Linked DNA regions of Homo sapiens: region 2 is linked to region 1. A link is a loop called in an ENCODE intact Hi-C map of the cell type or tissue named here. Cell type or tissue: PC-3. All regions are shown on one strand. Links, peaks and the distances in the headings refer to the core of each region. The heading gives the core; the rest is flanking DNA.

Region 1 (10,831 bases), core at 4,335-8,334:
TAGAAAATATGCTCCATGGGCAGGATTTTTTCTTTTTCTTTTTGTCTTTCATTCATTGATGTCTCCAAGCACCTAGAATAGTTCCTGCCACAAATAGGCACTCAATACTTATTTGTTTGATGAATGAACAGATGAATGGGCAAATGAAAACAGCACATCAAAAATATTTGGTAGAAATATGTACACATTTCTGACATTCTACAGTCAGAATATTAAAAATAATATTTAGTTTTTTCCAATTTCAGGGTAGTAAAGTGAATGAATGATTTTTTAAAGGTATACTTAAATTTGTTGTTATCTTTCTTCAATGGCCTCATGTTTTAAAATTAAATATGACCGCGTGCAAGCTCAAAATGAGTTCCTGGGATTTTGGAAATTTTCCAGCATTCCAAGGTGCTGATTTATAGTTACCACGTGAACGACCTCATGAATAGACCTTTCATTACACAGTCCTCAGAATAGCAAACTCCCAGCTGCCCCTTCTTACTGGGCCATGACTTAACTCTGGAATGTGTTTTGACTCACTGACTGTAATAGTGACTAAAAGGAACATGTGGGAGTCATCAAAAATCTGCAGGTGGATCTGACTGTAAGAAAGAGAAACACTTAATTGGGTAAGCAGATCAATTAGAGATGATTACTGATACAAAAAATGGATTCTTTATTTTACAAAGGCCATCACCACAGAATTGTTTTAGATGGTGATCCACTGACAATATTTTTCCTAATGAAATGTCTCCTGTATGAACTAAAATAACATTATTTGGGGCATGAAATAAGGTACAGTAGGTAGGGAAGCAAGTCCGGAAGCAGAAGCCGGTGCTGGGAGTCCTGGGTCCACCATCGTGTATCCAGAGACCAGTTATAAAAGCCTGTCCTCTGAGTCTCGTTAGAGGGGACAGTTCAGGCAGAGCAAAACAAATGGTGTCGATGGTGTTAGCTGGAACTACTCTGTGACTAAATGTCTGATTTACTCCGAAGTTTCCAAAGAAGCCCTGTTTTAATAAAGAAATGGTGCTGTTAATTTTAAAGTAGCCTGTTGCACCATTTCATTTAACTTTGTTAATCTTAGGTATTTAGACAAAGGTTTGCTTCTGACCTGAGGGGATTCATATTTCCAAGACAATTAAGCTCTAGAAAAGATGTTATGGAAAAAAGAATGCAAAGCCTCACAGTAGTATTTCTGTTTCTATGATAAAACTATTGCTTTATCAGCACATTGAAAAGGGAACACAGTTGAAATTATATTTTTCTTAATTTTATCACCAGAAAATACTAAAGAGAGGAGATCATCCCTAGTTCTCGAAGACAAGTTTTTAATATGTGAATTATTGCTATTTGCCTTTTATCTATTTTGCCAACATGAACTTTCTCCTTATCCACATACATTTTAATAAAGGTAAATTGGCAGATAGAGGATCACTTAAAATGAATAATTAGCATCTGGATCAACTCTTATGAAAACGGTAGACAGCTCATTGGACGAATGTCAGCTTCCAATATCATGACGATTTACATGAACATTACTTAAAATTCAATGAAATTAGCAATTATGTTGGTCAGTTGCACTAGCTACTTTTTAATTGCATAATAGCTACATGTGGCTAGTGGTTACCATATTGGACCGCACAGATATAGGACACTTCTATTATCATTATCACAGAAGTTTCTATTGGACGTCATTACTCTAAAATGTCTGATTTTAAACAAAAAATAAGATATGTAAATGACAATCACACAAATACATATACATACTACAGTATTTTAGAAACATTAATGACTGGAAGGATCCCCTCACGTAAAGAGCAGTAGAAAACTGAAAGAACAGAAGTCTCAGTTTGTTTTGTAAAACCCGTCAGAGGAGATGAATGGCCATTATAAGAATAAAGAATGAATTTAGTTTTAATGGAGCAGAATAAAAAGAGAAATACAGCAGGTAATTTCCAAGGTTTATTGCAAAAGCCTGGAAAAAGTGACTTTGAATATATATTTTATCTTTTGACATTTTACATGTTGATGACTTAGAAGATTAAAATTAAAATTATGAGTTAGAGAATAAAAGTGAAGGGCAGGCAATTGTCATATTAAAAAACTCCAAGTCATATAAATCTGATGAACATGACCCATTCAATTCTGATATTTGAAGCATTCCTTGATCCAGAGTTTTTCAGCAGGAAGAGTATATTTTTCAATTCTACATACATCTAGATCAAACACCAGTACCTAAGACTTCCAGTATTCACTTTCTAGCTTACTGGTCTTAAAATATCTAAAAGAAATTCAACAAATCATATATATATATATGCATATATATACGTACGTATATATATGCATATATATATATTTTTTGAGACAGAGTCTCGCTCTGTTGGCCAGCCTGGAGTGCAGTGGCGCCATCTCGGCTCACTGAAGCCTCCACCTGCCAGGTTCAAGTGATTCTCCTGCCTCAGCCTCCCGAGTAGCTGAGATTACAGGCACCCACTATCATGCCCAGCTAATTTTTGTATTTTTAGTAGAGATGGGGTTTCACCATGTTGGTCGGGGCTGGTCTCAAACTCCTGACCCTAGGTGATTCGCCCGCCTTGGCCTCCCAAAATGCTGGGATTACAGGCATGAGTCACTGTGCCCAGCCCAACGAATCAGATTTTTATATTAGTATAATACAATTAATCAAATCATTTACACTGATTGATTTGTTTTCTTTCATATCCCATCTATTATCAAATTACCCAAATTTGTCAAATTATGGATTTGCTATGCTTGACATTTAATGACATATGGTCTAAGTCTTCCTAGAATCATTTTAACAACTGTTAGAGTGTATCTCCAAGAAAATGTGAATGGAATGCACCAACATGCACACGGGAGCACTATGGTTTATTTGACACCAATACATAAGTGAGGAAAAGGAGCAAATAAAATAGACGTGGTGAGAGCAATTGTCCACAAACTGGGAACCTGGGAGTGTATCATCAGGCATAAAAAGAGAGGCTGGGGAAAATCATAGCACCTTTCTGTGCTGTTCTGGTTCTGCCATTGAGGATATTGGAGTGGAACCAAACTGACAGGCATTGCTAGTCCTCAGTCCTGGAATGGAGTTATCAATTCACACTGTTTACTAAATTTTAAATATGCAGGATATTAGGTAGCTGCACTTAAATTATCTTTTATAAGTGTAATTTTAAAAATCTACTGTTTTTCATATTACTACAAATAAATACTGCCTCAATATGAAACTCTTGCGGCTAGTTAAGATGTTTAATGTATAAGGCTGTCACAGTCACTCATATAATTGTATAAATTCTGAAATCTTTCAGTTATCACACTTTATTTAGAAACATGTGTTTATCTTTTTGGAATAAAATAAATATTTACAGCAAAACAGCAATATCAAAATGCTCTTGGTTTGTAGGTTTTGTCCAGTTTAACTTGCATGCTGTCCAAGTTAACTAAATTAAGTATTAAAATAGTTCATTCTTGTCCCAACAGAGATAGAAATTTGGGGCCCCATGAAAGAACGAAAAGGATCCCATAATGAAAGAATTTTGTTTCTTTTAAATGTATTGCTACGTAGGAATTAGAGTTCTTGTGCAATATACAGATAAAATGAAATTAAAATTGCTGCTATGTTCATCCACCTTGCAGATGCAATTTTCCCACCTTGTGTTTGGAAGTTTACTTCTTGTTATTGTCAATGTACCTGGAAATGTGTATTTGAGGTTACTTTTAAATTTCAGTCATATCTTGACAGTAAATAGTGGTTACACTCCAGAATACTTTTTCTAAGCTTTTAACATAAAAAGGCCTTTGAAAACCTTTGCATGGAAATCAAAGAAAACACAGATGAGGAGAAGTAAGATGTGATGAGTGGAGTTAATTATCTCATGTAACTTCGATCAGTTTGCCAAACTCATTTTTGCCTCCCTATGCTAAGCTCTCCACAGGCAAGCATCATCAGAATATAAATCATTCCTTAAAGCTTCTTTTTCCTTGGCCTCTGCTAATCTAATTCTTTTGCATTCAGCCAAGTGCACATAAAGTTTAATCACAGGCCAGAAATATGTGGAGTAAATTCCTCAAGACTGATACTAATCATATTAGGATATTAATTGGGCATACCAAAATGAATTGAAAGTGAAAAAGAGATTGAAATCTCAATTTACATGTATTTAGAAATCCATGCCCAGTCCATCATTAGCAAACTCCCCTTGACTGTTCCTACACCTGCCTCCCACTCCAAATTACATCCTTAAACCAAACGGAATCAGAATGGGCTGAACCATATGTAAATTCCCCTGAAGACCAGTCTGTTCTGTCACAGTGTACAGCTTCTCAAACTTTAATGTGCACATGAATCATTTGAGGATCCTGTTACAATGCAGATTCTGATTTAGTAGAACTGATGTGAGGCCGAAGGTTCTGCATTTCTAATAAGCCTCCAGGTGATGCTGACGTGCTGATTCGCAAACAGCACTTTCAATAACAAAGTTTTAAAGCAGAGTACCATTTGCTTTCCCAAACTGTGAACTGTAATATTCCAAAGACTTTCCACATTGCTCACATGGACTGGTGACTTGACAGTTTGCTACAAATATTCCAAACGATATCTTAAAATTTGTACTAATTATGATCTTTAACAAACACCACAAATACTACAATAGACATTATTTGGCTAAAGAGGAAAAATCCAGAATGTGCCTAATCAGAAATGATAAATAAGATCTGTATTTTCCAATAAGTTATTTATATTTTTCATGTCTGTCATTGTTGAAAATAATATTAATAGTGTGATTTCTAACATACGAGCTATTAACTTTTTAATGATATTTGTGAAGCATTAATCAAATTTATGAGGTTCTGTCTAAAATGTAACACTCTTATGTCACTTTGTATTCCAAATTCATTATGCAAGTTTAGTTTAATTGTCTGAAAAGGAGATGCTTAAGGCATCTTATTTATTTTTTTATTTTGCTACTGATAGTTACTCCTAGTTTATTCTTTTGTTACCCACAGACAGAAAGACAAGTATGTTTTCCTTTTATTTTCACAAAAGTTAAAGTCAGATTATGGTCAAGTGCATTGTTTCAAACCTCTAATACTGAAAATGCTTGTTGTACTGGTTTATAGTCAATTAAAATATATTCTATTTAGTTTTAAAAATCTAATTAAAATATAATAAGGATAGAAGCATTTATAAACACCTCTATTTTTCCTAAATTGTATTTCCTAAACTATATGCAGTCATTATTTTCCTTACTAATTTTTAAACAAACCCCTCATATATTTTATTTATTAACCACTCATGTTGTACAAGGTATGATGTCAAGAAAGCATATCAAAATGTTATGCTAACCTTCAAAGATGCGGCTGTGACCACTTTCAGGTGACATCTTGTCAAAAGATGTTTCCTTGCCTTTCTTGTCTGAATCTTTCACAGAATCCTCCAGCTGGCTCCCAGGGTGACTCTTAAAAGCTGGCGAGCACAAACTTCGCTCAATTTCCACTTCCTGTTACAAGACATTAAAGGGTTGTATGTTAAAAGCTATCAGTAGGAAACAGATGTGTTTTTTAGGGGGGTTAGAAGGCAGAAATGAAAGAGGGAGGGATTTCTGTCATGAGGGATGTTTTCAATATGCTTCAGGTAAAATGTTGATAACTTTGCCAAGAACTGCAAACATATATCTGAACGCTTAGTTTACTTTTCTGCCACTGGTTCCACTTCTGAATTAGCCTTCCTTTCATGTGTGTGTGTTTTTTTCTCTCATAAAAGAGAGAGAGTGGAAATAAGGGTCACAATACAACATAATATATGTTAATGGATGCAACTTTCTAGGCCTGAGAAATGTTGATGAGGGACTTTCAAAAAATGGCAATGTAAAAACATTATATGCTGAAGACAGAAGGAAATGAGTTTAATGTCATGTTCACCCTGTAATGATAACCTTAGCAATTATAGAGTTCCCAAATTACAAGCCCATTCAGCCAGCATACATTGAATACAGTTTTTCGATTCATAAAGATTATGAAATTACTTCTTCAGATAGTAATTTAAAGGTGAAGAGATAAAAGATTCCCAAAGAAAGGAAATATAAAGGATATTTCCAACATAGAAAGTCTAGCATTCCTTATTGTATAGGCCAATAAGGAATATACAGATTCCTTATTGTATAGGCCAAGTAATGTAATCAAATAAAACAAACCAGCCAAGTAGACTAAATATTTTGAATAAAAACATTGCAAAAAGTAAGTAAATGACTCAAGACAGTTCAAGAAGCAAAAGTCTAGTTTTAAATATGTCAAGTAATATGTTGAAAATGTTTTCAACAGCTACACATAAGTTAAAGATTTTCATACAGGAGGTCACACAGTAGTCTTCCCTGTAACTGTAGGTTTGGTTTCTGCAGTTTTATTTACCTGCGGTCCACAATATGAAATGAAAAATTCCAGAAATAAACCATTCATAAATTTTAAATTGCATGCTGATCTGAGGATCACTCCATCTGCCCAGGACGTGAATCATCAGTTTGTTTGTCCATACTACCCACCGTGATTCACTTAGAAGCTGTCTTGGTTATCAGATGGACTATCGTAGTATTGCAGTGCTTGTGGTCAAATCACTCTTATTTAACTTTTATTACAGCATAGTGTTTTAGTTAGTCTATTTTATTATGAGTTATTGTTGTGAATCTCTTACTGTGCTGAATTTAAAAGTTAAACTTTATTATAGGTATACATATATTTAGGAAAAGACAGAGTATATGTAGGGTTCGGTACTATATGTGGTTTTAGGCATCCACTAAGGGCCTTGTAACATGACCCCCATGGATAAGAAGGCACTATTGTATTTCTCTAAGCAGCCATTCAGATAATGATGTCAGTAATTGTTTTTCACTTTTGTTACCTCTTAAGTACACAGACATGAGTGAGTCAAGTTTGAGAGACAGCTAAAAGCTTCGAAACATTCTTAGAGTAGATACATTTTCTATGTCTTTGCTATGGTTAGAAAAGAAAAGCTTTTCAATTTATATATAATATATACACACATGTAAATATATATATACATACATCACATGTACATAACAAGTATATATGAAGATATATACACACACGTAAATATATATATACATATATCACATGTACATAAGTATATGTGAAGATATATATTCACACAAATATATAATATACATATACACATGAATATACATGAATATATATTCATATATATGAATATATTCACTATGTATATGTGTGTACATACATTTATTACAAATGTGTGTATATACACATATATACACATATATATAAAATCACTAGAAATATTGTTATCTGGTAATCATATCATCTTTGGATACTCCCAAAATATATGATGTATGCTGTCTTCATTAGAGTGAACTTTAACTGAAGCTAAAAACAATTGCAGGAGAAAAATAGAGAAAAAGAACTTGTCATTTTTTTCAGGGCATTCCCTTTAACATGTGTTTCCAACTATTACAAAAAATCCATATGTTCATAACTTGTAGTGAGGTATCATGCTGTTGAGACACAGTGTCAGACATGCCATTACATGTGGCACGAGTATAACATCCTTATCTCAGTTCATTCTGGTGTCCTCTCCACTGTCCTGGAAGGTGACTGCTATGACATGAACGCAGTATGTTTGCTTGTTTTGTTTCAGCAATTTAATCCAACTGCTAGCATTGGCAAAAACAAGATGAGATAAATAGAAGGTGCAGATCCCTACAAAGTTGTGATTTTTGTTAGGAAAATTTATGTTTTGGTAAAAGGTGGAATACTGAACATGGTCCATGGACTCAGACTGATGATATTAAGGAATAATTTCTGTTTCATATACCTACATGGAAATGTGATTTGATTAAATTTCAGCTGGTGATGACATTAACTTATACTATATTGGTATTCTCATTTTGGAATTCACAAGTATCAAGAGTGCATCTTGTACGGAGGCAGTAAGGAACAATCTACATGTGAATGTAGTGGACTTATTTTCAAGCCCTAGTCATCACATCAAAGTCATTCTGAGGCAAGCTCTTCAGGGCCTGGCAAGGGGTAAGGAGGCAGCTGTGTAGAGATGTAAAAGAGCTTCTTGGATGAGGCTGAATTGAGCTGTCTCCAATCAAAGCAGTGATCTGCTTTAATCTCTCGTAATCTGTTTTATACACTGTGCTTCCACAAAAGATTTACTTTGAGTAAAAATCTAGAAGCTTAAACAAATGCGTACAATACCACTTTAGAAGGAACAAATGCAGCATTTCACAATAAGAAAGTTGGATTCAAGCCCTCCCTTGGCTACTAATAAGCTTTGTGGCCTTGATTAAGTCACTTGCCATTTCTAGGACTAAGTTTTCTCAAATGTTCTTGGAAGAGATTTAGTCATTGAACACCTAATGTTCAACAACCAACTACTGGTGGTATAATTTTATTTAAAATAAAATAAAGAAATGTTTTTCACCTTTTGTGGCTTCCAGTCTAGAGAAGGAGGCAAATAGTAACGAAGCCCAGGAGTCAGTATTAAACATGCAACTCTAATGCTGAGTGTCTTAATGGGGGAATTAACTCAGTGAGAGAGAGCCCTGTATAGGGCTCTCCCAGGGAAACGACCTTCAGCTGATATTTGAAGAATGAATGGGGCTTAACTACGTGAAGAGCTTTCCAGGTGAAGACAATATGTGCAAATGTCCTGGACTGGGAGGGAGGACAGAGGATAGAGTAGGTGGGAGCAGGGAGGCTGAAAGGAAACACGTGGTGCTGGATGGCCTGCAGAGGCAGGCCGGGAGCAGATCACAAAGGCCTGCAGCACCATATTTGCTTTGTCTTAGCTCAATGGGAAGTTATTGAATGTTTTTAAGTGTGTGTGTGTGTGTGTGTGTGTGTGTGTGTGTGTGTATACACATGCACACATGACATAATCAGGTCTGCCATGTGAAAAGCGCAGTCTAACTCCAGAACAGGATTTCTAAATCTTGTCACTGTTAATATTTTGAACCAGATAATTCTTTGTTATTAGAGCCTTATTCTGTGCAGGTAGGATGTTTGGCAGCCTTCCTGGTCTCTACCCACTAGATGCCAGGAGCATTTGTCCCTAGCTCTGGAGTCATAACTATTAAAAGTGTGTTCGCACATTGCAAAATCTCATGTGGGGAGCAAAGTCACTGCTGGTAAAGAGCCACTACTCCAGACTGGGTTAGAGTAGAAGGTTACAATACATGTGGAAAGAGCAGTTAGTATAGCAGTACTGCAGGCAAGTGATGATGATCTTAAAGAAAGAATGATGATGGAGATGGCCAGAAGTGAACCAAGTTGAAAGCCATTTAGGAGATACAACTTTCAAAGCTTGGTCATGGATTGAATCGGAAGTTTGAGAAGGATAGAGAGAGGAGGGGAGAGAGAGAATGAGAGAGAGAGGGAGTGAGAATGGGAGAGAATTTAATTTTTCTCTATGGCATGCACAACAAAATGGATTGTGAAGCTATTAAATGATGTCAAAATATCAGATAAAAGCTGGTTTGAGGGAGATGATAGATCATGAGTTGGGTAGCAAGATGTCCAAAAGGCAGTTGGATGTGTAGCCCTGGAGCTTAGAGGAGAGGTCCAAACTGAACAACTAATTTAAGTCATCTGCCTTCCGTGGTAATTGAAACAACAGGCTTGAATGAACTTGCTTAGGGGGAGAGTATATAAAGTGTGATGGAGAGTGAGTCCAGAACCAAGCCTTGAAAAATGCCAACATTAAATGGATGGCAGAGGAGAAAAATCAGAAGGAAAGAACATCTTTGACAATATTGAACTTGTATTGAAAGTATTAATTTGAAAAGGACTTAAATATATCTTTTGAGTTGAGCAACATGGATGTCAACAGTTGAGCAAAATTGCTTCCTTGGAAGTACAAAGGTTGGAAGGCAATTTGAAGTGGGTGAGAGAGTGACTGGGAGATGGTGAATGGAGCTCACTTACTGAACATTTCAATGTTAATGTGGATGGGAGGAATAGAGCAGTAACTTGAGAGAGATGTGTTTTGTTTGTTTTAAAGGAAGAGTTTTGCATATGTTGAAAAGCTAACTCAAATTATTTAATGAGATAGAGGTGCTGACTATATAGAAGAGAGCAATAACAATCAGTGAAGGAAAATTCCTGAGAAGGGCAAGAGGATGGAACCCAAAGCATGGGTAGAAATATAGCCCGAAGGTAGCATAACAGAAAGCGTTCCTGTTCTCACTGAGGGGAAGGAGGGTCAAATTAATGTAGATATAAGTGATTTGCAAGCTTGGTAGCTTGAAGATAAGAACCCAGGCAGAAGTTGTCTATTTTCTCTGTTATGATGCAAAGTCTAATGAACATAGGGGTATCTGAAGAGAATGAAGAAAGTTTACCTTAATTGATGGGGGGAATGGAGGAAGAGAGATGACTAAAGATGACTGTGGCAGTGCAGCACTGGGGGCCCATTTGAAGTTGGTAATATTAACTCTGCAGGGCTACCAATAGGGCCTGTTAAGTTACATAGTTACTTACGAATTCAGAAAACTCTCCATAGTTCTAGTTTGGGCAATGAGAAAGTATATAGCTGACTTCAGCCAGGGAGCGGTTTTGTGAGGAAAAATATAAATAAAATTTCTATTGCAGAGTGGGGTTAGGGCAGGGAGAGACCAGGTACAGGAAATTTAGGTCGCCACCAAGAGATCTAAGAGAGCGATTGAAATGATACACTGTGCAATGTAAGTTGGATTAAAAGGAAAGAAAGAAAAGAAAGGGTAAACTGGAAGACAGATAAAGGGTCAGCAGACTGGAGATCTTGGTGAAACTAAAGAACCCTTTT
Region 2 (10,831 bases), core at 4,538-8,537, 120 kb before region 1:
AATATAGGTAATTATTTCAAGAACAATAACCCTCGTATCTTTAAAATGTAGAGTAAAAGAGAAAATGAAAATGTTACACTTTCTAATAATACTGTGCCTTCAGTTTAGTATTTTATTTTTTCCAGCATTATTTTAGTGTGGGTGGTAAATACTTGCCTCAAGACAAATACTTCCCAAGTCACAAGGAGTATATGTACTTAGAATGACAGTATATATCAAAAAAAGTTACAGAAGTATTTTGGTTTGCACCTCAGGTGATTCAATTTTATTTCAGAGGAAATTACAGAGAAGTTATAATAATTGTGACAAGCAGCAGCAGTATAAAAATCACACCCATGATGTTTTACAGGAAAACAGAACAATATGCTAAAGTGCCATTTGAATGGAAAACATATCCATAGTGTTTCATCTCTTCATTCCAGTTCAAACAAAAGTAGATGTAAATAAATTGTGAAAAAAATGACAAGGTGTAATACAAGAAATATCCCATTGAGATAGACACGAGATTTCTGAACACCATGTTTACATCAAGTTCCTCAAAAGGGTATCCAAATTCATAAAATCTTATTTCAGAACATCAATATCTCTCAGTGCCTAAGTGTGGACTGTCAGTGGCCATAGATATTTTACTCAGTGTCACTGTAGCACCTGTTTCTTTTAATCTGCTCTTCCACCGTGAGTTGTTCTGACTGCACCTCCACTCTGGGAAACAAAGGCTTAGCTGTACATTCATGGCTCAGAGCATCAAAACCTGTGTTTTCATTATTGCGGGCAGCTTCTGTTGTTTCAACATGCCAAGGTTTAACATCCTTTCCAAATTCCCTTAAATCCAAGCATGGCATATTTTTAATTTGATCTACAGAATCTATTAAATCACAATTGAAAATGTTCTCATTTTTCTTGGAAAATGCAGTGATTTTCACGGTGTTAGAAAAGAAAAAGTGTAAATTTTTGCTCTTTGAATGGCTTCCTTTAATGTTTAAGAGATTTGTATCAGGAGAGATGATTGAACTTCCCCCCTTTACCATAAGGCCTCTGCTGAGGCTTGGTTTTGGAGCAGGCTGCACAGGACTGCCAGCAGCTGCTCTGTCAGTCTGTTTCTTCAGAGCCATTGCTAGTACATTCCTCGAATAAGTCTTTTCAGATTCAAATATACCAAGTAACTCTGAGATTCTAGATGTATTTTCTAACTTCTCAATTTCATATTCATTTGCAGTGTCATTTGCTTCACTCGACAAGGGTAATAGATCAAGAAATTCTAAAATAGATGTCTTCTGCCTGCAATTATTCAGATATGAGACTGCTACATAATTGTTATTATTATTCTTATTCAAATTTTCTTTATGATTTTCTGGCATCATCTCATCATCAGTGTTAGTAACCTGTAAAACTTCTGCACCATTAGTTTGGTTAGTTTTTTCATTTTTCTCCTTTTCAGCACTCTGCACAATCACATTATTGTTGTCATTAAGATCCATAGCACTTTTCCTGTTACTCTTTGTGTCTTCAGCTTCACTCGGCCTATCTTGCACATTCTTCCTTCCTTCCTTCTTTTCATCTTTTCTTCCTTCAGGCATTTTCATTTCTTTGATTCCTATAACATCCTCTTTCTGACAAACATGGGTGGACTGTAGATAAGGCTGCAAAAATGGAAAGTGATCTTGTCTTTGTCCTTTATTTTCTGGAGTTCTAACATCTTCTAGCAGAGATTCACTTTTAAATTCAGGGGATAGCAGGGTTGTCATTTCAGGTGGCCACTTAGGTTTACTCATTTTGAGCTCTTCCTCAAAGGGTAAGGTTTTCTTAGGGATCTCCTTGGAAGGAGGCCAAATGACTTTTAATTTTCCCCTTTCCCCTAATTTTCTCAAATCATTCCTTTGCCCTTCACTGTTACCAGCATCTAAATGTTCATTACGATCTCCAGGTACAAGGGTGTTTTCTGCAATATTTTTACACATATTTGGTTCTTCATTAGGAATAAAGTCCACTGATCTGCTTTGGTTTTTGCAGTTCCATCTATCTTTATGCTGCTTATGTCCAAAACCTTCATCATAATTTCCTTTGGATTTGAAAAGTTGTTTAAAGTGAGGTTTACAGTATATTTGTCCATGAAGTGATGCATAATTTCCCAAACTGCCAAAAAGAAAAAGAACACTTAGCAGTTCGTATTTACTGTAAGTTCATAGGGAATTGGGGATTAATTATTTCAATGAGTTACAGACTAGTAAACTTAAGTTACTAGCAATGGGAATGGCCCTATTAGTTGAACATTTCTGTTAGATAATATTACCACCAATACTTTATATGATGTATGTCTTGCAGTGTTTAGAATTTTATGATGTGTGTCAGGTATTGGCATAATAGGTATTATAGGGTAATGCACATATGGTTATACATGGTGCAGAGTGATAGGACTGAACTTGTGCTAATTCAATGATTTATGTGAGGCGTTGTAATTTCCAATAAATCCTGAGTAGCAAACACATACAAATCAACAATATGAGCTTCTTTGTTAACTGGATTTTGAACGAGCTGGAAGGTGTGCCTAACAATTGCTTATGTGGCCTCTTTAAGGAGATTAACAAATTGAGTGATTTAAAATTAAAATGAACTCTAGTCAGAGGCAGGAGCATAGTTTTCGAAATATCTATGAATCTACACATAAAAACAGATACATCAACAAGATAGCAAAACTTAAAACCCATGGGGAACATTTACAACTAAATGAAGTGACAAGATAGCCCCCTCAACATCAAAATACAAAGAACTAAGGAGAAACCACCAACAGTCACAAGGCCAGCATGATGGTCTCATCTGTATTGGTGATAGCAGAGGGAGCAAGGAAGATGTCTGATGGACCTGAAAATATGAGACCACAAAATAACCAACTAATATTTCCTGGAAAGTATCACATGCCAATCAGAGAACAGCAGCTGAAACTTTGAGGAGATTTGTGATCTCCAATAGACAATGAGTGCAAGGTCCCTGTGGTAAGGAAGACTTGAAGAGGCTAGTGAGGTTGAACTCCTAAAACTGGGCTCCCCTTTTAAACAGAATCCCAAAGTGAGAAAAAATAGGAGAGTAGAATCAAGATTGAGCAGGATAATGATTACAGAAATGAAAGAGAAGGTTCTGAAAAATATGGAGAAGAGGAGCCAAGCCAGGGAATTCTGGAAATCAAGCTGCCTTATTTTCTTGATCAGCATATGAAAACTAAAAGAGGTAGCTCTGTGAAGTTAGAAAAACCATCCTGATTTTTATCCTTCTAAGGTTTGGGAAAACTAATTTTACATAAAAATGAGAAACAGAAATGTACCAAGGTAAATAATATATGAAGTTATTAAAAGAAAATAAAAGTGCAAAGGGCATTATAATATCCCTGTAGATAATGAAAACATGCCAGAAAAACATGCCCTAAAAATATATCAAAAATTTAACCTATGACTTCAAAATGAATTAAAAGACATTAAGAACATGATAAAAGACCTGAAAGAACATCATGAATCAGAATTTAAAATCTCATAAGTGAGGTGCCAGAAATCAGAAAAAATAGAAATAAAAGATAAAAATATCAGCAACAAAACTAAACTAAAAGAAATACAAGAGCAAATAAACACAATAAAAAGTGGCTTAAGAGAAACAGAAGAATGAAAACAACTTTTTCAATAATCAGAAAGAAATAAATATGAAAAGAATTTGAGAGAAAGAGACAGATAATAAAAATAGGCAAAAAACATTCAAGGTATAGATAATAGGAATTCTTGAAGAAAAAACTATATAATAAAACAGATTAAATATTAAATAGTTATAATTAAAACAAACTTTCTTGATACAAAAAAGCATGCAACAACATACAGAAAGAGCACACTGGGTAACTGACACTAGTGAAGAATGACCAATGCCAAGAACTAATCTAGTAAAATTGCTAGATTTTAAATAATAAAAAGAAAAAAATCTGTGGGTATATTTAAGAAAAAATATACATCTTATAAGGAAAATAAAATTAGATCGTTATCAAGCTATTCCAACACTTTATGCCAGAAGAAAATAAAATAATGTATCAAAGAATACAATGAAAGTATAAGCCAAAGATTTTAATTTCAGCAAAACTGACTTTTTGTTATAAAGGTCACAGACAAATTGTTATCAGCATGTAAGAATTCAACGAATATTGTTTCCATGAAGAGTTTAGAAGAGTCTACTAGAAACCAAGCTTTAATATCAGAACAACTGCAGAAACATCAAGGTAAGCATTGGTGGTGGGCATTAATATCTTGCAACCTGAAAACTAAGATGAAATAAGGGCAAAGAGGGAGATAACACGGTATGTAGTGGCTATATGATCTGAAACTGAAGATGTGGTACAATAATTTATAAAATGGGGAGGGCAGATGTAATTTTTAAATGTTTTGATAATGAAATTAGTGGTGCTAATAGATGATACTTGCTATGGGAATGGAGAAAAGTATATAGCTTAAGAGGTATTTATGGGGCAGAAATTGCAGGACTTGGTGACGGCTTGAATGTAGGGAATGAAGGAAAGGAAGGAGCCAAAGATAACTCCATGCTTTGGTCACTGAGTTAATGTTAATGTCATTTACTGATACAGTAGCATAAAGACTGTAAGTTAAAGAAGGAATTTAGATAGAAGAAAATGGGGCATATTGAGTTTGCTGTACTTATGAGAAATCTAATTGGAGAAGTATATCAGTCATTGAGATATAAGCATCTGATGCACAGAGAGATTTGGCCTAGCAGTACAGACTTCAGAGTCATTACCACATAGATTATTTAAATCATGGGAGTGGATGTGATTCACTAGAAAGAAGAGAAACGTTGAGAAGAATAAATTCCCATAACATAATTGTGAGGACCTCTTACATCTTGGTAATGGACAGAGAGTCCCCCACACAGGTGCCTGAGAAGGAGCACACAAAGAGTAGGGGAAAAGCCATTATACTCTGTTGTTATGGAAACCAAGGGAAAAAAATGTTGCCATGAGGGTGTTCGACATTGTCAATTAAAGTCAGAAAAAATATAGTGTGAGAGATGCACATTAGATTTAGCCAAAAAAAAAAAAAATCAATTTTAGCATCTCAGACTACAGTCACACCAAATGTCACATTCAGTTAAATGCATTTACTTCAAGAGTTTTGGAAAATGAATGCATTTTAACTGTGTGGATAGGGTGTTTCTGTTTGCTCCAGAGAAAAAACAGAGTTTTTCTCTTACCTGTCACTGATATTTTTCTAAATTTCAATTTCATTTTTAAAAACTTAGTCTAGCTCAAAGACAGGTAAATTCTAACCTACCCACCACTTGTTTTGGTATATGAAGTTTTATTGGAACACAGCCAAGCCCATTTATTTACAACCACACCCATTTGTTTAGTTATCTGTGGCTGCTCTTGCTCTCTAATAGAAATTGAGTAGTGACAGAAGCAGTACGGCCTGCAAAGCCAAAATTACTTATGATCTAGACCTTAACAGAAAATGTGTGCTACCTCCTGATCTGGAGTCTAGACTTTAGACTAACACACTAACTTAAAAATCTTGATTTGCAGAGTAACTCTTAATTTTACTCATCTGTGTGATTTTTGTGTTCAGACAAAAGGGATGCTTTTGGATTTGATTAGAAAAGTAAAATTCCTAAAGGAAAAAGGTCGCAGAAATACATCACAGAACATGAGCAAATCTCCCTGTGTGGTTGTGTTAACTGACGCAGCAACAAGATCTGGAAAAATGTGCATCCTCCTAGAGATATGAGGCTATACATAGAGTGCAGCTCCTGGAATATTTGTGGCAAAGACAATTAAACATTTTACCTTAGTTTACTGTTGCAATGGTGGCATCGGAAGCAGGACTTATGAAAATTCTGCTTGTCTGCCACTAGGCACTCCATTGGATAAACTGTCTTTTGACAAAGTATACATATTTCCTTGTCTTGGAGCAGCAGCTTCTAAAAATAAAAATTTACAAAGCCTTCTGTAGTGTTATCTTCAATCATATTGTAAAAACATAACAAAACAAAAACACATATTAACTGGCCATGCGGTTAAAGTAGAAAAGCTCTAAGACTACTGTCCTTATGATGTTTCTCTGGACAGAGACTAACCTATCATCAGGTTTAACGGTCTGCTAGGATGGTCTACATTACTCTAGTGCTTCTACCATTTATAGATTGTACGAGTAGACATTTATGATTTAAAAAAACATACATGAGTAAAATATGTTCATTAGACATATAAGTACATTACAAACATATATATGTGCATATATGTGAGTATATTTTTTATATATATATACATATAAAATACTCAGCAATGGGGAGCTCTGAGATAACTTATCATTGTAGGTAATTGAGTTTTCCCTATATATAAAGGCTTGTACCTAAGCTGGTCAAAAGTTTTTACTTCTTAAAGCATTTTAGATAGATCTTTCTAAAATACATATGTTTTTTAAGCCAAGGACACTGTATTTGCTTCAATATTTTCTTGATGACTTAGAGTTGACTGTAAGATACCAACTCTTAATTGTAATGCAATGAGACTCCTGAACACAGTAAAATGCTCAGGGTCATTTGTCCTCAATCTAACTGGCTTTAGATTGTGGAGCTTTTTGGATTCTCGCATCTGCTTATGTAGTTTTCCTACATCTTTTCTTGCTCCTCTAAAGCACCTATGCTCACTTCCTGTGGCTTTCCTGTAAATGTTAGCCTCTATGAATAATAGTGGTTCTATTACTAACCAGTGTTTGTATAGTGGTTTAAAACTAACACAGAACTTTCACTTCAGAATTGCTTTTTGTCCTCACAGCGATCCTGTGAGAATGACTAAGCTTTGGTATTAGTTATTTATAAAAGAAAATATGCTCAGGTTCCATTATACAAATAATTATATCTACTTTAGTGCCTAGATGGTCAATCTGGGCCACTGAGTGAACTCCTTTGCTTATTTGGTTCTAGTAGAGGACACATTTTTATGTTTATCACAAGTTTCTTTGTATGTTCTATGTGTTTTTGAGCTATCTTAACAGAAGCTGAGTATTTGAAATTAATTAGACAGCTTTGCTTAATTATGCCAGAAGCAAGCACATTAAGAACCATATTAACCTGATAAACTAGACACATATGTTGCAAATATGATGGAGGCATAATTATTAGTTTCAGCAGTTTTTATTTTTAAGCTTGCTATTTCTTTCAATCTGTCTAAAAGAATGGACTAAACTAATGATGCACATTAATTATATAAAATTCTTTTATCATGAAGCCTCATTAATTGCAAGAAGTAGGGAAATGAGCTGTTCTTTGATGTTAAAAATCATGTACTAAGTCCATATGATTTAAACCTCCCTCCTTCCAAATAAAATCAAAATTTTTAAATGCATTGTTTACGCTCATTTGTGAATGAGGTTGATTGAGCAGTGATTTAGTTTATTTTTTAGAAAAGCGAAAAAAATCAGTTAGAAAAAAATGTGGCATCAGAGAAAACTAACTCTATCCAACTCAGTAGCAATAGTTGAATATATAAAAGGTCTAATTCCACACCCACACTTTTGTCAGAGATACAGATCAATAAAAATACTAAAGCACACATGAAGAATGTAAATTGTGTCTCAGACTTCTATCAGTCTGTATTGAACTCAATGCAAATATCATTTAAACCTGGCAGTTAAAAATATGTCAATATTAGGCCAAAGGATATTATTTATTATTGTCTAGAATAATTGCATGAAATAAAATTATTGCTATACCTGTTGCTTTATCCAAAGCCTTATTTACCTTGACAAATATGTCCCAGTAATCTGTATAATAGTATTTGTTATTCTCACACAGTGCAAGTAAATCATACTCTATGCTTTTGTGAAAAGAATGTTGTAAAAGCAAGCATATAAAGAGTCTATAAGCATACATGGGAAGCTGTTAGTTTTAGGTTATATTGTTTGGTTGTTTCCACGCACTCTTTTTAACTGTACATCATTTTGGCTATGGAACACATGCCTTTAAATGGTTAATCTTCTTTAACACATTGCAAGCTCATTTACCACTTATAAATGCAGATTCCTCTTGGAAGGTGGTTCTCATCTCAGTTGCAGAAGCATCTGCGGTTGCATATCCCAGGCCTTTAAAAACTCTTCCACTCTCTTGCCACGTCTTTTGAAAATTTTTTCTTACTTCTTTAGGTGAATCAGAGATATCTAAAATATGTCCAGCAATGACATCCTCATAGGTTGGTGGGGCATGCTTGAAGTCACAGCCAGATTTGCCAGCTTCTGAGCTATGTGATGAAGAGGTTTTCATCTTCGACTCAACAATTTGACTCTCAAATGCATCCATGCCTGAGAAATGTTCACTTAGAGACCTGGTTTCAGAGCAGATCCTGGGCTGCTTAACAGGAATCTTTTCTCGCAGTTCTCTAGGATGTTTGCAAGAAAAGTCTGTAAAACTCGTGTTTCCTAAAGATGTTAATCCAAATTCCTCCTTACAAAATGTACGACTTTCTTGTTGTATGTTATGGTTTGTTTCTCCCTTTGCATAAACTCTTCTATTTGACTTTGCTTCAGAAACTGGGCCATGCTCAAATTCCCTGAACCATCTGTTTATTTCATTTTCAGGGTCATTCACGAAATTTTCAGCCATTTGAACAGTTCGGTTGGCCGCTTCATATCTCTGTGTGTGCTCTGACAGGCGAGGAGGCACTGCAACCTTGCGGATGATTTCAACTGCATCATAACTTTCAGTGTCGGGCACCATGTGATCAGTGGAATTTAGTCCATCTTTATGAACATAAGTAGCTCTCTTCTCCACTTTCCTGATTTCCTCTTGAGCGTCCACAGATTCTCTGAAGGAACCACTAGCAGCATGATTTATATTTACTGGTATTGTGATTGTAGGTGGAGAGTCCCTACCACGAGTTTCTATCTTAATTTGACGACGAAGTGTTGCAGGAGACATGATGATTTCAGACCTCTTCTCTACAATTGGAACCGGGGTTGCTGCTGGACATGGGATGGCCCCTTTGGATAACTTTGCAGTGGTGTCTTTGAGTCTGACAAGTTGTTCAGAGCGACTCCTGGGTGGAGAAGGGGAAGTGTTTGCTCTGTGAATTTCAGATTTTTGCGACATGGGCCTTCTTGGTGGGGGTTCAACATAACTGTCCTTTTTAGGGGACTGAGAAAGCTCGTTCTTAGTAGGGTTTTCTGTTCGTCGGGCAGTAGATTCTATTGTGATAAAAGTTGGTGACGGTGGGCGTGTTTTTAAAGAGGGAGGAGGAATGTTGCTATCATCAAGTTTAATTTCCTGATGGGTTTTCACGTGACTACGAACAGTTGCTTCATGATGAGCTGCTACTTGGTGCTGTACTGTTTTCTCTTTGGCAATTTTATTTTCTTTCTGTTCACTATTTTTATTATTGCTGACATGAACATTAGATACTTTGGATGATGTTTCATCAAGACTAGTGGGTTTATTTCCCGGTTTTCCTGTTTTGGAGGACATCATGGCTGTCTGAATTATATTTTCATAGGACACAAGCATATCTTCCGCTTGAGTTTTAATATGTGTTATTTCTTCTTTTACTTTTTCTAAATTATTCTCCATGGCAATGTGAACTGCATATTCTCTCTTATCTTCACTTATCAGCCATCCTGGGATAGTATTTAATAGTGTCTGAAATGTTTTAAGGCCACTTTTATTTGGCTCTGCTTCAAACTGTTTCACTCTCGACAAAATCTGTTGCAGTTCTTCACGTTTTCTCAAGAATTCCACTATATTTAAGGCACCTTTTCCATCATCCCGCTGGGATTCTTTCACAGAGGAAAAGAAAGATTTGTTCTGTGTAATCTCTTGCTTTGAATCTTTAGTATTAGAGAAGACTTGTTTCTCTTGTATGCCCTTGACTTCGAGACATTTTTCTTCCTGCAGACTATTATATGGCTGGGGCAATTTTTTATGTTCAGCTTTACTTTCAGCGGTCTGTATTTGTGTTTGCTGAAAATTCTGAGTCTGTGAATCAAGATGTGCATCGATAACCTTTTGCTTGACGACCTTTGGTGCTGATTTATTCTTCAGATGTTCGTGTTTTCTTTCAGTTATTAATCTCTCTTCTTTTCGACCAATCATTGATGGTCCCTGATTTTTTTCTTCACTTCCTGGAAGTTTCCCTCTGTCAGATCCGCTAAATTCTCTTTGCTTCCTGGGAACCATCTTGAGCTTATCTTCCTGGTTCTTCTGTATGGATTCTGTAGGCAATTGTACTGTCACTCTTTTCTCCTTCTTAGGTAACTGATAATGTCTTTCAGCCAGAGATTGCTTATGACTACATTCAGTGCTTGCTTCAGTTTTCTTGGTTTTCAGATATTGTTTTTTGGTAAAGGTTTGAACATCAATCTCAGATTGCTGTTTATGACTTTCATAGCTGTGGTCTGTTTCATTTAATGTATGATCTAGAGTTGGAAGTTTGATGGTTTTAACTTTGAAATTTGGGGAAATTGGTTTGCTTTGGGGCAAGTGCAACTGCTCCAAATACTTCTTCTGTTGTGTTTGTTGGGTACTACATTCTTGGTGACTTTGTTTAATTTCGCAAGCTGATTTGGATTGCATAATGTCCCTTGAGCTTTGTAAAACTTCCTTTTTCATCTTATCTTTGTCTTCTGAAGCTGCTAAAACATGGTGGAGCCTCTTGGCAGCGACTGTTTCTGGCGATGTTGTGGAGAGTTGGTTATCAGAACACACTCCTAGTATCCGAGCATTACTTTGAGAGCCTGGGCTGGGTTGAACCACAGTGCATTCTGAATCAATTCCAGATAGGGAAACCTCCTCATTGGTTTTTTGT

Evidence for each region. Hi-C counts contacts between places; a loop is a spot of excess contacts. Peaks named below come from ENCODE experiments on the same cell type or tissue, not always from the same donor. Only the 100,000 strongest peaks of a DNase experiment are listed, where the experiment ranks them.
Region 2: a loop joins it to region 1, with 8 times the contacts of the local background. A loop is called at or near these places in 1 of 110 quality-filtered maps.

Annotation. Positions count from the first base shown.
Region 1 is chr2:167,130,585-167,141,415 of GRCh38, reverse strand. It overlaps XIRP2 (xin actin binding repeat containing 2), which reads right to left. Exons shown (of 11, transcript NM_152381.6): 3 at 5,354-5,507. XIRP2-AS1 (XIRP2 antisense RNA 1) reads left to right here and starts at 461. Exons shown (of 2, transcript NR_046665.1): 1 at 461-614. RefSeq lists an enhancer at 1-1,124. In PC-3, for the core only: no CTCF peak of the experiment used is centred there; DNase peaks (open chromatin) are centred at 4,335, 6,525 and 6,855; H3K4me3 peaks cover 800 bases; H3K27ac peaks cover 3,930 bases.
Region 2 is chr2:167,249,159-167,259,989 of GRCh38, reverse strand. XIRP2 (xin actin binding repeat containing 2) reads right to left here. Exons shown (of 11, transcript NM_152381.6): 9 at 8,043-10,831; 10 at 5,825-5,958; 11 at 237-2,133. The coding sequence ends at 5,864. Among named protein-coding and RNA genes, the nearest start is that of B3GALT1, 38 kb to the left of the region's middle. In PC-3, for the core only: no CTCF peak of the experiment used is centred there; a DNase peak (open chromatin) is centred at 6,769; H3K27ac peaks cover 912 bases.